Regions from separate parts of the Mus musculus genome. Here region 2 is linked to region 1. Evidence: chromatin loops called from intact Hi-C (ENCODE). Cell type or tissue: left cerebral cortex. All regions are shown on one strand.

Evidence for each region. A loop is a pair of places that touch in the nucleus more often than their neighbours do. Peaks named below come from ENCODE experiments on the same cell type or tissue, not always from the same donor. Only the 100,000 strongest peaks of a DNase experiment are listed, where the experiment ranks them.
Region 2: a loop joins it to region 1, with 2.0 times the contacts of the local background. A loop is called at or near these places in 2 of 42 quality-filtered maps.

The regions. Positions count from the first base shown.
Region 1 is chr5:99,245,323-99,253,322 of GRCm38, forward strand. It overlaps Rasgef1b (RasGEF domain family, member 1B), which reads right to left and starts at 7,605. Exons shown (of 14, transcript NM_181318.4): 1 at 7,392-7,605. In left cerebral cortex, CTCF peaks have their summits at 3,339 (motif pointing right), 7,379 and 7,590; DNase peaks (open chromatin) are centred at 1,376, 1,949, 2,689, 3,342 and 6 more places; H3K4me3 peaks cover 4,507 bases; H3K27ac peaks cover 6,182 bases.
Region 2 is chr5:99,435,754-99,443,753 of GRCm38, forward strand. The region is part of intron 2 of A930011G23Rik (RIKEN cDNA A930011G23 gene); the gene reads right to left. Among named protein-coding and RNA genes, the nearest start is that of Gm42125, 48 kb to the right of the region's middle. In left cerebral cortex, no CTCF peak of the experiment used is centred here; DNase peaks (open chromatin) are centred at 3,541 and 4,514.

The DNA of each region.
Region 1 (8,000 bases):
CTTGGAAACTTGAGTTTATACACCTAAGAAGATAAGCCGTGCAGTTTGGTTCCTCAAGCATCGTTAGTACTGTGATCTACTGGTCAACAACACCCAGACTCCACATCTGAGCCTTTAGATGGATTTGCTTCAGTTCTGGAATTGAAGACTTAGGACCAGATGATGAAATGAGATTGTCTCTTGCTAGGAAAACAATATCCATATCAAAAGCACCAGATATGAGGGTCATTGGAGACTTATGGATGCCCAGGGACAACGTGCCAGTGACTCCTCTGGGCAGATCCAGGCAAAGGCAGGCTGCTCTTACCTCTGGCTCCAGTCATCTTTCTATCTCATGGCAGGTCTGGTGCCTTCTCAGCAGCCACCATCCTTCCTTACAGTTCTCATGACTCTGGTGGGGGGTGGGAGGGGGCAGTCCATGTGCTTATAACTCACCCCTCCCAGGCCTCCTAACACAAAGCCAGCCCTCCATGATCCACTCCTTTTCTTTTATACAAAGTCTGCCCTGTCCAATGCACCTATAAATGGGGACCGATGTCTATTTCCAAAATGTGAGTGTATAAAAGCACTTGGGTAAGTCCTGGCTTGATTTATAGCTAAGTCAAACACCAAGAGTTAATTCCCTTGAAAAAAAGACTTGTATGAGACATGAAGAAACCGGTTGACTATTCAAATCACCATTTAACATATATCGCAGGCTGGAAAAATAACTCTTACTCTAGAGAGTTTCATTTCTAAGTTGGTTGTTTGGAACTCAAGGCACATTCTAGTCAGCCAATTGTACAGACCTCCTTCCTCTCCCTGACTATCCTTATGTGAATACACCTGCGTGTCTGCATATATACTAATGGAGTTGCTGTCCAGTACACAGAGCTGTCCTATACAGACCCTACATGTCTTTTGTCTACTCCAAAGCAAGAAGTTAGGATGGGTCAGCAGAGAACCTTCCTGGAACACATTTAGGACCTGTTGGAGCTTGGTTCTAATGCTTTGATCCAATCAGGAATCTGCGTGTCCAAATGCTAAAGGTCCTTGTCCCCAGTTGGTTTTTTGATCAATCAATAAAGATGCCAATGACAATGACAACCCTTAGAGTTGCGCCAGCTGGGATGCAGAGAGGAACAGGGGAAAATCGCCAGAGGAGGAGAGCTGCAGGAGCAAGAGCCAATGAGCCATGTGAAATTTCGGGTGAGGGGCCACTGGCCACTTTCCTGATTGGGCCTGGGGTAGCAAGGGAAGTTTTGAGAGTGCCCAGCCTTTGAGATAGCTAAGGCATTTTAAAAATAAGCTAGTGTGTGTCTGTGTGTGTAGGGGTGGGGGTACCAATTCAACTGAGTTAAAGATAACACAAAAATGACTCGTCTTTGAGGCAGAGTCCCTGAAATAGGCTCCCTGCTCCTAACAGGCATCACTCTGGGTAGACAGCACAGTAAGACAACAGAAAAGACATTCTTATAAAACAATAAACTGGGCTAAAGAAAAAAAATACCTTCCTGGCCACTGAAACTGGCCCACAGATTATACATTATGCTGGAAAAGTTTCTAGGAGGAATGTGACGTGCCCAACCCAGGCAGAGAAGACGAATATTCCTTCTTAAAATTGATTTGGTAAGCTGAACTCAGCTGTCAGACATCTTACAGGGGCTGTTAATTTGGGCACAAAAATAGATCATGTACTTCCAAGGACCCTGAGGAAGTTTGGCCTGACATTGATCCCTAAGCAAGGGAGCAGGCCGTGGGTGATTTACAGGATGAATGGGTCTGAAAGGCATGTCTAATGGCTTCAGACCAGCCAAAGCTCCAGATGAAAAGCCCTCTTTCCCTGAGCGGCAGACTGGATTTGAATTAGCAACTGCTTTTGCACAATGTTATTTATGATGAAGCAGATGCACGGGGGCCGAGGTGGATTCAGGTGGTAACTCACACTGGAGAGGAGGTGGCAGTGCAGAAGGGTGTGGGGTGACATCAAAACTCAAAAGCCATCCCTTCCTTCTGAGCCAGATGCTTCGCAAATCTTTCCTAGACCAGCAAGTCAGCGTCTCCTTCACTCTCAAGAGAAGACAGAAACACATTTTCTGCTCCGCGTCATAACAGGAACGAGGTGTTTACAACCCGGCGATGATTACAGTGTTTTAGCAGCAGCCTAAATGCTAGACAAGTGTCCCAATTTAAGTAAGTAGGCAAAGATCTCCTTCTCTCAGCTAAACCTTGAAAGCACACTTGTTCAGTGGGGAGAGAGTTCATTTGAAACCTGGAACTCAGCCTTTCTCAATTCCCATCTAGATTCCAAAGGAACTTCGCACCTTACATAGTCAGCAACTCTTTGTTTTCTCAGTTGACACTGCAGACGCTGGGGACAAGTTCCTGAATCCTTCTAGCTGAGACTGACAGCTTCCTTTCGGTAACACCAGACTTGGGGACGCAGGCTGAGCAAAGATCCAGGTGACAGTGGATCTGAGCGGGAGGGGGGGGGGGACAGACGAAGCCAAGCTTCTGATGCTACCTGAGCGCAGTGTATTTTTAGGCTCGGGAATGTTGAGAGGGTTATCTTCTCCCTCCTTTCCTTAGACTGAGAAGCCTTTTTAGCAGAGACCTCAGAGAGCATCCGTGGAAAACGCTGGCAGGCTACGGCACCACTGACCCTCTTTAGAAAAGGGGTATTTTGTTAAGAAGGCAAGTAGCTGAGAGCAGAAAGAGTACATGGAAACCCTAGAAAGATTACTTATTTAATTTTTTTTTATTAATGTGTATGTAGGGTGGTACCCAAGGAGGCCAGAAGAGGGCGTGAGGTCCCCTGGAACGTAGTTATAGGCATCTATAAGCCAGCAGGGGTGCTGGGACCTGGGCCTAGTTCCCCTCTGCAAAGGAGTGGGGATGTTTTCTGATTTGTTACATGCCCCCCACCTCCCACCCCCCGCTCACACACACACACACACACACACACACACACACACAAAGACCCTTAAGTTACCTAGAATTTTTCTTTTCTTCCCTTTCCCTCTCTTTCTCTCTCTCTCTTTCTTTCTTTCTTTCTTTCTTTCTTTCTTTCTTCCTTTCTTTCTTTCCTAGTCCCCAACTGGCAAAGGAAAAGAATTCTGACTCAACTAGTTAACATTTTCAGTTGGAAGAAAAAGGTTAGAGTTATGATCTTTTGTCATGGGATGGTGTTAGCAATTTACTAAAGCACAAAATGACATTTAGGTACATGGAAACTCTGAAGAGGCCTGGAGTGTCATTGAAAACCTTCCTGTAGTACGGGAAGCCAGGACAGGCTGACTTCCTTCATGCCTTTAAAAGCCTTTATCCTCTACAGCGCCCTTGCAATTCTCGAGCTGAGCAGTAGGTGGCGCTCGGGTCCCTGTCTTTGACAGAGCTGGTGCTTTCCAGCACTTGAGCTGGTTTATAAAAACAAGGGAAGGGCAGCTGCTGTACAGGGGATGTGAGGGTCTGAGCACACGACTGAGCTTGGGGAACAAGTAGGACATAAATTAGTGGGCAGTACCCATCCACTCTATTTCCCGATGCCCATCTGTGGTGAGAATCAGTTATCTCACTGAGAATAATAAGACTGATCTCCAAAATCACCATTACCTAATCAAGTGTTGCCACCAGGGCTGGAATCCTAAGAGAAGAGCCTCTTCTTCATTGTCTGATGGTCACCACAGGCTGCAGTGCCTGTGACTTCACACTGGCTTGTGGGCTGGGGGTGGCTTGGTGGCACAGCTCTTGCACAGAATGTACGGGGCGGGGGGTGGGGGGGTGTTCATCCCAGCACAAGAGTGAGGAGCAGAAAGAAATAGAGGGGAAAAGACAACTGGGAAACCAGTAATTCTGTTCAATTCAAACATATTTATGTTTTAATATCTTCATGCAGCTAGAAGCTGTCCTATTAAACCGAACAGATGAACTGCAGATTATGAAAGATATGTGATAGATCTGAAGTTAAATCATAAGGTATCATAGGGGGGATAACTTTTATTCAAATATTTTATTTCTCTGTGTCTAATTCACTTCAATAGGGAAATGGGTCAATACTCAGCAGAGATATCTGTAAAAAGGCAAGATTATTTTTCTTTGCATTTTATTATGTAACACGGCGAATAGGACAATTTAATTGGGGGGGGGGTGAAAACCTATGTTTTTCTCTGTTCAATTTTTGTCTTTTAGAGAAGTTGAAAGAGGCCCAAAGTGGTTCCAAAGTGTTTTCCTTTTTACATGACTAGATCTTTTTGTGCCCAAATTTCACACCAGGGTTCTCTAACATAATTTCAATCAACTGGATCATTTCTAGATATATATTCACCTTAAGAGGAAATAATAAATATATAAGTCTATGAAAACAGATTGGTGAAAGGGAAGTTGGCACCTGGTTGAAAAGAACAGTGAGTTCATCAGCTGAAATGTTTTTTTTCTGACCCCGCCTTATTGATAATTATTCAATTTTTTAAAAAATATTCTCACAACAAAGAAAAGGAAAAGACAACTCAAGAAACTACTAAATCCCTATCTAAGTTCACCAAAGGAAGAATGCTGGCCACCCTTTTCATCCTCATGTGCTCAGAAGACACCTGCCCATGTGACAGGCTGCCTCCATCCTGGCTTGGCCCACTTTAACATCGACGGAGGTAGGAGGTTGCAACAAAATAAAACAGCTGCGACAGGCATACAAAGGCCCCCTAAGTCATCTCCTTTAACTTCCTGTGTCCACGTCACAGATATCACAACTACAGAAAGAGGGCAGGGGTCTCCTTAGGGCTCCCCATCTGCCCAGACTCATTCCCAGGGCGGGTCTGCTAAGCCAAAGCAGTCAATGCCCATACATATCTAATTTTTGTAGGTTTAACTGATGAGCCAATAAAAGCATGGACAACCGTATATAGTTATACAGTTCTCGAAAAATGACAGGAGTGGAGTCAGATAATACTTAAATTCAATTACTTACCCTCTCCCCCCACCCCCACCCCCACCCCAGCCACCACCCCCACCACCAAATCCTCTCCAGGACAATCAGCCAATGTGAAAGACTTCACAGATCTCTTTAAAGCTGTTTCATTTGTTTTCTAGGTTTCTGTGCCATTAGTATTAACCGTCTCTCCAACCCTTGCTTGGCATTCCCGATTCTCCTTCCAGGCAAAGCTGAGAACTTCCTTTCCCTGTCTCCTTCCTAAGTATTCCCCCTCGGAATGTTCAGGTTCATTTCTTCTAGGTAACTTCTGTAGAGTGAACAGGGTGGTCCCATGGTTTTCTATACGATACTAGGATCCCTACTTGGCCTACACAGGTCCATGTGCCCACATCACTCTCTGTTCTCTTACCCACCTTCTTCCCTCCAGAGGAATAATTTTTACCTGGTTCATTTGGCCTATGGTGCTCTAATAAACAGTGAAGTTAATGTTACAAGAATGAGATATTAATGACATTACAGGAGTATTATGCTGAGCAATGACCACAGCGATATTCAGCTATCTATACTTCAGGGTACACTAGATTAGATGCTGACGCTAGAGAATGGCAATGCAGATGCATCCCGCTGAGGACCTTCCCACAAGGCCAGGTCCAAAGTGTGGTAGCACAGACACCTCGGGCAGCATGACAGGAAAGCTGAAAAGCTGAAATAAGGAAGTCCTAGGCCAGGATCCTTAGTAGCCAGAAGGGCTGGCACCTCCAGGAAAACAAAGGCTTGCCTGACACAGGAGAGCGACTTGCTCACCAGAGGCTGATGTTATCTCACGTGCCAGCAAATCTGCCTGAAAGGGAAAAGCAGCCAGGGCTGTTGCTGAGCCCTGACTTCTGTCAAAAAATGCCCTGGGTCCTCAGTAACTCAAACATTGCTCCCTGCCCCAAACAAAACTGTCCTTAGTGCATAACACTGTTTAACTGGCTGTCATTTATTTTCTCTGCATCCTCAACAGCCAAACATTTTTTACTATTATTATTCCCTTTAAGAAATCAATTCTTCGTGCACTTTGAACCTCACATGACCGGTTCTCTCCTCCTAAATCTTCAAATCAGCTACACACTATCTTCTCTTTTTAAATCTCCTTGTTTAATCCTCTTCGCATTGGCTGACCACCCTGGTCACAACTATGTCCAATTAAAGCAGTCATCACATGCCACGCTCCAGCTACTGCACTCATGAGGAGTCATTATTCACCATCTGAGTCTGACTGCGCCAGACATCAGTCAAGAGCTCGATAACCTTATTCCTGGATTCTTCCCCGCTTTATCCTCCCAGCTCAAGACCCGTCCTCCCAGTGAGACACTGTCAGGGCTAAATATAGCTCTACGCACACCAGCAGTTCCAGGCCATTGTCACATGGCGCTGCTGACGAAGGACTCCTTGGAGACGCGTTCACCCAAACATACATACACAAGTATGCGTGCATATTTATCCATATACACCATACGCCCCGAATCCATCTGCAAACGGGCACATTTACATTCACAAGAGAAAACTGCAGCCCAGATGCTCTCCTAGCGCCCTTTACCACGCTGTGCGAGAGAACACCTCGCCGCACTGTCAGTGCCTTAGCCACAGTGCTTCGCCTGAACTGAACCAATTTGGATGGGGTAAGGTGGCAAGGAATAGTCAAATCACACGCACACTCAGAGAGAGAGACAGAGAGACAGAGACAGAGCGATAGAGCGAGAGAGCGAGAGAGAACACCTCCGTTTCCGCGTTTGCCCTTTTCTCTAGTACAGTGCTGCTGAAGTTATTCCCGGGGCTCTCCAATAAAGAGGAGCCTCCCTCACGCACTCAGCCCACGAGGCTACCAGGTACCCCGGGCCACGTTATTATCACCCAGGCTAGTGTCCGAAGGCAACTCACCTGGGTCACAAAGCAAAACAAAAAACAGGCTACTTGTTCAAGTTTGCATACGAGCCTGGGGAACACACAAGTCCTGTTTCCCTGACTGTTCCTGGGAGTCAGACCTTAAATTATAAGGAAACTGCAGCAAAAAATAAACAACAGCCTGAACACTCTCAAGCACCCTAGGAAACTAGCCAAAAAGTACATGGAAACAACCCTAGGTATGCACAAGAAGCTGAGAGGGAAAGCAAAAAGGATGAACGAGACTCCAACTCAGACAAACCCTCAATATCTAAGATCTCCAAACAGAAGGCCTGGCCGGGGCGAGGCGCAGCACAGCGTCCCCAGATCCCCGGGTCCCCGGGTCGTCAGTGCTCAGCCCCGCACCTGTTGGGAGCGCGGCAGCCCGGGGCACGGAAGCAGCAGGCGCGAGAACTCCTAGTTCTGTGGCTCTGCCAATGCTCGCCAGCCGAGGATCTCCCGCCACGCCGGGGCGCACTGGACAGCCGGCGCCGTTCCGGAGCAGCGCCGGCGCAGCCCGCTCCCGCCATCCCGCCGCGGGGTCCCCTGGAGCACCTACCCGCACACAGCTCGGAGCCTCTGCCTCCTGGCTGCCGTACCGAGGCGCCCCAAAAGGCGAGCTCAGGACCGGGAAGGGTCGAACGCCAGAAGAAAGGGAAAACCCGCCGATCCAGTCGGGGTCCTTGTTTATACTGAAACTCCAGCCCGAGCCGCGCACACCCCCTTGCTGGGGAAATGCCCGCCTCCTGCCGCAGGCCACGCCCCCGCCCGCCGCAGGCCACGCCCATCCTGCGCTGGCCAATCGTGGCGCAGCTCTCCGCCCACGCCGCCCTGCAGCGGGCGCTCGGGGACTTGCCAGGGTTCCGCGGGTAGGGACTCCCGTGACGCTGCGGCCGTACCCACCCACGCTGCAGAGGCTGGCTTGCTGGCGCAGCGGGTCTCCGCAGCCTGGGCAGGGCCCACTCCGGCGCGCGTTTCCTCCTTCGTGTCGCTGCCCGCGGCTGTTTGTGCACTCATGTGTCGCCGAGTGTGTATTCATTTGCCTTGTGTGCTCTACCTGTAAATACCGGCTCGACTCGTTGTACAGTATCTATTATCATAATTATGAGCTGAAGGTTACTGTCCGTGTAACTTTCGGAGGAGATCTGAGAGGAACCACGAAGCACTT
Region 2 (8,000 bases), 190 kb after region 1:
GATTGGAACATTTTATACTCTGTATTATCCAAAGCATATGATAGGCATTTAAAAATGAAAGGAAATCTTAGCAATGCAATCCCCACAGAGGCTCAGACCCTCTTTTAAAACCAGGGTGTGGTTGGAACAAGACCCTGTGTTCTGTGGTCACTACCCAGTACCTGCCTGCCACCCATCTGTCATGCCTGCTGCCTGGTGGCTGAGCCTGGATCTGACATTTGCCACACCTCTAGGGGAGGTGCCACAGGAAATGGAGATGGTGAATACTTGACTGTGCTGAAAACATGGAGTGAGACTCAAGAAGCCATGTGATACCTGGACTTGGCGCATGAATCCCGGCCAACACCTTCTTTTTGGAACTATTCTATTGGAGACTCTAGGATACTATTGTGAGGGGAAAAGGGACGGAGAGCCTTGTTAAGCTCAATACTTTGGCATTCCATGGAACTAAAGCTGAGACACCAGAGAATTTAGTAGGAACCTTATCTCAGTCCTCCAGTCAGTCTGCCCAGCAACAGGGCTAGAGCACACAGACCAGGCAAGGCCAGCTCTGGGAAACTTTCATTCATGATAAACGAAAGGATTGTTGTGAACGATAGGATTCCCAGAGTGTGGGGAAGGAAAACTGTTTAAATTACACTATTTGTAACATTTTCTCCAACTCCAGGGAATCACCCTTGGGAAGAAGAGTTCCCCTCTAGCAACTAACAATAGGGTAAGATACATGCAATGGCTAGGCAACAATGCTTCTTACACATTTGAGGTTACTTGGAAATTGACTTCTAAGATGATATTATAAACACGAAAATGCTGATTAGTAGAACTTAATTAATCTTTTATGACTTAAAATTTCAGGAGCTCATCATTTAATTTAATCACTCTAATGGAGTCATCATTAAAACCACCAGTTATAGATCCATTAAACACACAGAGGCCCTAGTTAATGAAGTTTGGCTAGCAGTTGAATGCCGGCTGACAATAACCTAATTATCTCCTGTGTTCTGTCTGGACTATAGGTAAAGGCAGGTGCTGGAATGCCTGGCACACAGTGAACACACAACAGATTTGTGTTTATCTCTTCCCTCCTACTGGGGTGTCAATGTGGGTGGTTTTGTGTATGTGTGTGTGTGTGTGTGTGTGTGTGTGTGTGTGTGTGCATACATAGGTGTATGTGCATATCTGTTGATGGAGAATTAAGGATGTGGCTGTCAAAAGAGCTCAGCCCTAAAAAGTCTGCTTCATGGAAATCTCAACAGTGATGATAATAAACTAGTTGCCAGAATACAATGGTGTCCTCTTCTGCTATGTGAAGTAACATGTCTTCCTACCCCTGGAAGAGTCTTGGTTCTAACCGAAGCTGACTACAAGGGACCATGGAGATGGTAGGGTGGGGTAAATGGCTCTCTCTGGAGCAGTGACTCTGTTAGTGGGAAGAACCACTCCACTTATCTTAGCAGTGACACATTTCAGGCTCACTAGGCAGGTGGATTCTCTAAGGTCCTTGTGAAGGGAGGCTGGGAGGTTCTTTAGACCTGAGATCTGGCATGAGATCCATTTCTAACAGACTTCCAAGCAAAGGCCATTCCAGCCGGCCCATAACCCACACTCTGAGAAGCCAGGGATGAGGTCATTGGTCTTGTTGGTCAGGCAGCCTGAATGGGCCAGAGCTGGGGCCAGGCTATCTACCATACTAATGCTGCAATTCCTTGTACTTGAGCAATGGGCTGGAAGCCAGATGGCTGGTTCTGAGTTTATGGTCCTCTGCACCCAGCCTTCCCCTTGTTAACATAGTTGGTGCCAGTGGCATCTATCTTGTTAGAGAAGATGACAAACGACACCTTGTGTTTGTCTAGGGCAAGGGACTATTTCTTGTGACTATCTGTACCAGTTGGGGCCAGTCCATCAGAAAAGTGACCTTTGTCTGAGCAGCTAGGCCCAGACCAGTAGCATCTGCCCTGTAGCAGGTTGTTCCTAACCACACCCACTTCAGGAACTAGGTTCCCACTTTCTCAAACTTCTCTTTGTAGTTCATTAGCAAAACAACAGCCTGTGTAGAGAGTGATAGTTGGAGGATAATTTGCAACTTTGGGGAAATTGCTGAAACTATTTCAGCAAACCTTCGTTTCTCTTTCTATAAAGAAAAGACAATTGCTGGTGTGCTAGGCCATGTCTTTAGTCCTGGAACTCAGGAGACAGACGCAGGGAGGTCTTTGAGTTCAAGACTAGCCTTGTCTACATAGCAAGTTCCAGGGAGGGCTACCTAGTGAGACTTGTATAAGCAATAAAAGTGATTTTAAGAACTAGACAATCATATTCCATCTTACAAGTTCTAAATGGAGTAATAAAAAAAAATGTACTACCCTGTGCAGCACAAAAGAGACATCAACAGAAGTTAATGTTGGGGCCTTTACTGTAAAAAATGTTTTTATTGTGAAAAAGAATGTTAGTTCCCATTTTTGAAAAGTCTGGTAAGTGATCATGAAAAATAAAAATTATTCTGATCTGCTGAGTCATTGACATTAACTTGTCATGGAAGGTTTTATTCCACTGAATAAGCCTTAAAGTTTACAATTCACAGCATGATCGTCTTGAAGCCCCCAGGGCTACTATGAGCAGATGGTTGCAGGGATAGGCTTGCCTTGTTCTAGTTCCAGACGACTTGGGAGGAAGAGAAAGAATAGTTAGCATTGGCAATTCTGGCTCTTACGAGTAGCCCACCATTAAGGGGGAAATACACATGTCCACTTAAGTAAGAACATTAATAATGTAGGCCAGTCCCAGTTGAGCACACACTGTGAGTATCTAGATGTCAGTCATTAGTACTGGGGACAACAACCCTTCTCCCCAATGCTAATTTCTTACCCGCACCCTCCAAACACCAGGGCTACTCACTTTGAACTTCACAGAGAATCTCTCTCACACAGGCAAGGCTGACTTTTAGACCATCTGGCTGTCATCAGACAGGAAGACCAGAATGAATAATTTACTTCCTGAACAGACAGGGAAACAGCCAGTGTGGGAGATGACAGAGAGCCCATGTTTTTGTTTTTGGTTTTTTGGTTTTTTTTTTTTAAACATTTTTGTCATTTGGCTCATATGTGTTTCACATTTTGAAATATTTTGGGACAAGCATTTAAACTGTGATATTGAATTTCATCATCATGGAGCAAGCCAGGGTCCTCATGGAAACCCCCCGCTGCTGCTCTCCTCCTCCAGACAGCTGACCTGGCTTCCGCTTGCATCTGTCTCAGAAGGGAAACCGAGTCAGAAGCACTGGTCACACACCACACACAGATTGAAAGGTAGCCCTGCCAAACAGCCTGCGCTTGCTGGATGCAATTGTCTGGCTCTGCTACGCTCCAATGATGCTTCGGGCAGAGTCTCCTACTTTCCAGATCTTTCTCAAACTTCTCTCCATCATCAAATAGCGGGAAAAACAGTTTTATCTTCTTGGTTCCTCAGCAGGTAGAGCTAAGGCAAGAAGACGTAACCAGTGAGCATTTGTAAGTGGCATATGAAATGTGCGGCACAAACAAACTCCCACACCGTCTGCTGATACTGGTGGAGAGGGATGTAGTTGGAGACTCTGACATCCTAGTGAAGGGCTAGGTACCTCTCCAGTCATAAGGCAGCAAGTCAGAATGGATGAATGCAAAACTTCTGAAGTATTGCCTAAGGGCTCAGTGGGCTGCATGACTACATACACGTGCTGTGATAGAAACACTCCTTTTGGAGCAGGATCAAAAATCAGATGAGGGCATGTCTTGGAAACATCAAAACCAAATCCAATATTTTCCCTCCGTCTCTCCCTCCAGAACTTACATGGTAGTCTGTGGCCACCTCAGAAGTTCAACTTCCTTCAAGAGAAGGCAGAAGAAACCTATATCTAACCATTAAATGTAAGAAAACATAATCAATTATCATTATTGCTAGTATTATGAATATTATTCTTTCTTTATTTTTAAAAGACAGTTTCATTATTTAGCCCTGACTGATGTTCACTGTAAATCCTGAATGCACAGATCCCTGGCCTCCGACTTCCAAGTGCTGGGATTAAAGTTGTTCTCCACCACATCCAGCCTTAAAATTACATTTTACGTTGGCATACGCAGTAATGTATTTTATCATGACCCCTCCTCTGCCTTCATTTGTTACCTTTCCCCTCTGCCCCCCCCCCCCATTATGTCTCTTCATAAATGTCTTCCAAAGGGGACCTTACAATTCACGGAGGAACACGGAGACATTGATGCATGAAAAGGGGCACCAGCAACTGGCCAGTCATCGCTGTATGGGAGTGAGTTTTGGCTTTGGTAAGCTGACCCCATGTAAGGGACATTAGGGTCACGGGACACAAAATGGTCAGTTGCTGCTCAGCTTTGCCTGGAGTCACCTTCGAATTCAGAGAAAGTCTGAGACCAAAGAGAGCATTAGTTCTTTGTTTTGCTTTGCTTTGTTTTGGGGCTTATTTTAAATCCCCACAGACACGAGTTACAGATTTGACTCCTTGGCAGCAAAACCAAACCAACGTCTGTTCAAATCTGGATTCAGTCACTAATTATGTGACAGTCTTTGTCACACTGCTGCTGCTCCTCGTGAGATGCGTGTTACTCAATCTCTCTCAATATGGGCCATTCTGTATCTGTTACCTTAACAGGTCACAGAGACTGAGTCCGGGGCTAACACACAATGTACATTAAACACACCATAAACTCTCATTTTTATCATCACTGGGTTTTTTAAGGTTTGGTTTTATTATTTTTAATTATGTGTAGATGCGTGTGTTTGCAATGTGGGCTTATGCATATGAGTGCAGGTGCCTGCGGAAGCCAGAGGTGCTGATCCCCTCGACACACAGTTGTGAGCTGCCCGACGGGGTGTTGAGAACTGAACTCGGGTCCTCTGGAAGAGCAGCCAGTGCTCTTAACTGCTGAGTCCCACTTGAGCACCCATTGTTAGTTTTCTTATTATGTCCAAAACAGGTATAGTGACATCCTTTAGAAGGCTGTCACAGGACAACATCACTACCGTAGAACATCTTGCTTGTTCTACTGAGTCCGGGTTTGAAGGCCCATATAACTCCTAGTGAGCTGCTTGCCTGAGGTTTCTGCCTTTCACCTGCAGGGCCTGGTTTTCTACTGAGTAGAATTGCTAAATTTTGAGGTATGTGCAACTTATATTTTCATACCTGTTGCCAAAATGCTCTCCAAGACACCAAAGTGTCAACTAGCAGAAATTTTTTCAGTTGAAGACCTACTATGTGGCAGGCATTGTGCTCTTTGTTTTCTAAATCTTACTGTGAGTTTTTCCAAGTACATTTTATCCTCATCATATCGTATTGTGAAAGCGAGGCATGGGCGAATCAAATTCTGTGCAGAAGTCCTACGTGCAGAAGGTGGTAGCAAGTCAAAATGGACCAGATACTTCCCAATGCCTCCAGAATTAAAATTGACTGGAGCTGTTACAATCCCCCAGAAGCTGTTAGATTTAGAAGTGATGTAATACATGATCCCCCACATTTGCTTACTTGTCTATAAAATGAGACCACCACAATTTAAGCAGTATCTGTACTCTTGGCATCTGTCCCAAGGGATCACGGGATGTCTGCACACAAGCGGTTTGGGGATGGTGTGTTCCTTCTCCATATTTACAAATATCAGATAAGGAAATGGACTCTAGGTAAAGACAGAAGCTTTTAGCTGGGTTGTAAGAAGCTCACCTAAGATTACCCGACAGCCTCGCTGATAAAACCCAGACATATTAATGGGTTCTGCCTTTAGACATGTCCAGAGGAAACAGACCATTAGCAGGCATATGTGGTTGGTATGAAAATGCTGTAGGTACAAAGTTTAGCCAAGTTGACAGCTAAGGGTTCTTAGAGTGTGGTTCCATGGATTTTGCCATACAGGACATACAGGCTCATTGCAAGGTGAGAGCCCACGAGAGAGACACTCCTGGAGACCTGAAAACTATAATTCTGCATGTGCCAAGATGACAACATACACACCTGTTCTCCATCCCTGCATCCGAGTGAATAGGCCCTAGGATGATAATTTCCACACATTGTTTCTTGTTAAAAGCATGGTTTGCTAACCTTCATCTCAATAAAGTTTTTAATTCACCGTGTTTCTGAGAGCAGCAGGATTCTGGACTTGTTCTGAAACCCTCAGTTGGTCCTAAATGGAGGGGTTCCTGGGCTCTGTTTGAAACAAACACTGCACCTGGCTGATATGGCAGAGGAGAGGAAAGAGGTTTCATCTCTTAGCTTGCAAATGGCCTTGCAGATGTTCAATTATGGAGCGCAAGAGAAACGGCTAAGAGGTTAGAATAGGCAGGCTGGAAAGACATTTCCTCTGAGGTATATTTTTCTCCTGCATGTAATTACTGATGTTATCAAAGCCTATATACATTGTATTCTGTTGTCACTGTTACTGAAATTATACTGTGAAGTTAAGCCCTATTTATTGATAAAAAAATAAATCCAGGGAAATTGGTAAGAATAAGTACCATCATAAAACCTTTATAATCTCTTTCGAAGGGTTTATTTTATAAACATTAGCAATTTCCTTTCTGACTTCACTGTTTAACATATCACTTCAGCATCCTGAAAAGATAAAATTTGTCCACTATTTCCTATGGAGATGAAACAGCCTAAGTAAGCCTCCACTATACAAATACATGATTTGGTCAGTGAAGAATGTTTAGTGAGCACTTTGCACTAGATACATGAATAAACAAAGTAGACAAGAACCAAGCTCTCATACAGTGTATAAACTAGTAGAGAAAAGGGCCTTTCGTGTACAGTCTAAGTGTGAGCTGTGTCACCGGGACAAGCAGAAGGCACTGTGAGGCTACTCAGGTGAGGGACCTGCCATTTAATGCATGGATTGTGCTTTACTTAACAAATATATTACACAGAAGGCATGGGTAATTAGCAAGAATTTGCAGGAGAAAGAGAGGGTGCACAGAAAAAGAAGTGTGCGTCTACTCAAAGATCAAGGAGGCATTTGTGATGCAGCAGGAAAGGTCTGCCTTTGAAGGTCAGGATTGCGAACTTCACCCTAAATTGGTTGTGAAACAATAAAGGGTTACAGCATCACCGGGGGTGATCTGGGTCGCTGTTTTAGAGGACCACGTTGAACCATAACCTGGCAATAGAGCTTTTAAAGTTCAAAAATGGCCGGCTGGTGATGAGTGTAAAGGCTTCTGATGTGGTCCAGGCGGGTGAGACTGGTAGGGTGCACACAGTGGCCATAAGATGGACAGAAGTGGGTGAGCTGACGGGGATGCTGGGGAGATGGGATTGACAGGAACCAGTGGACTGTGGAGCTTGAGGAGAATGAGCGCTCTAGAACACTCGGGTTCTAAGGAGCAACCACACATCATCCCTGAGATGGCGACGGCAGAAATGAATGCGGCGGGTTACAAGTGGAGACCTGGATTTCGACAGAGAGCTACAGTGGCAATCCACGGGTATGTGAAATGGGTTACTGGTGAGAATCCAAGCGAGAACCAGTGGAAACAGTATCCCCTATTTAGTTCACCCCAACCCCAACACTGTCAAAGCATCACTTCACACCACATTTCCTGATCTAGCATCCAACATGTACAACATTCCAAGGCAATTCTCTGCCCAAGCTTCCATGTTAATAGAATTCTGAACTTAAACCCAGTAAGTTTCTGACTGGAATCAATGAATGAGATAGTATAACTCCTTCAGCATGGATGTTACTTTATTGTTCAGGGATTCTTTCTCTCTAAATGTGTCCATACGTCCCACTTAGCTTTTTAACTTTTAATGCCTATTCTTAAAACCCTGTAATTTCAGGAGGAATAGACTCCCGTTGACCAGGCCAGAATTAACTAGTGCACGGGACTTAGCTTCCTGCCTTTCAGTAACCAGAAAGACCACTCAGTGGGGGAGGGGGAGAGTGGAGGCAGAGTGGATGGGGTTGGGTGGTCATGGAGTTAGTAAGCTCTAAGCTGGGAATGATACCCAGGCC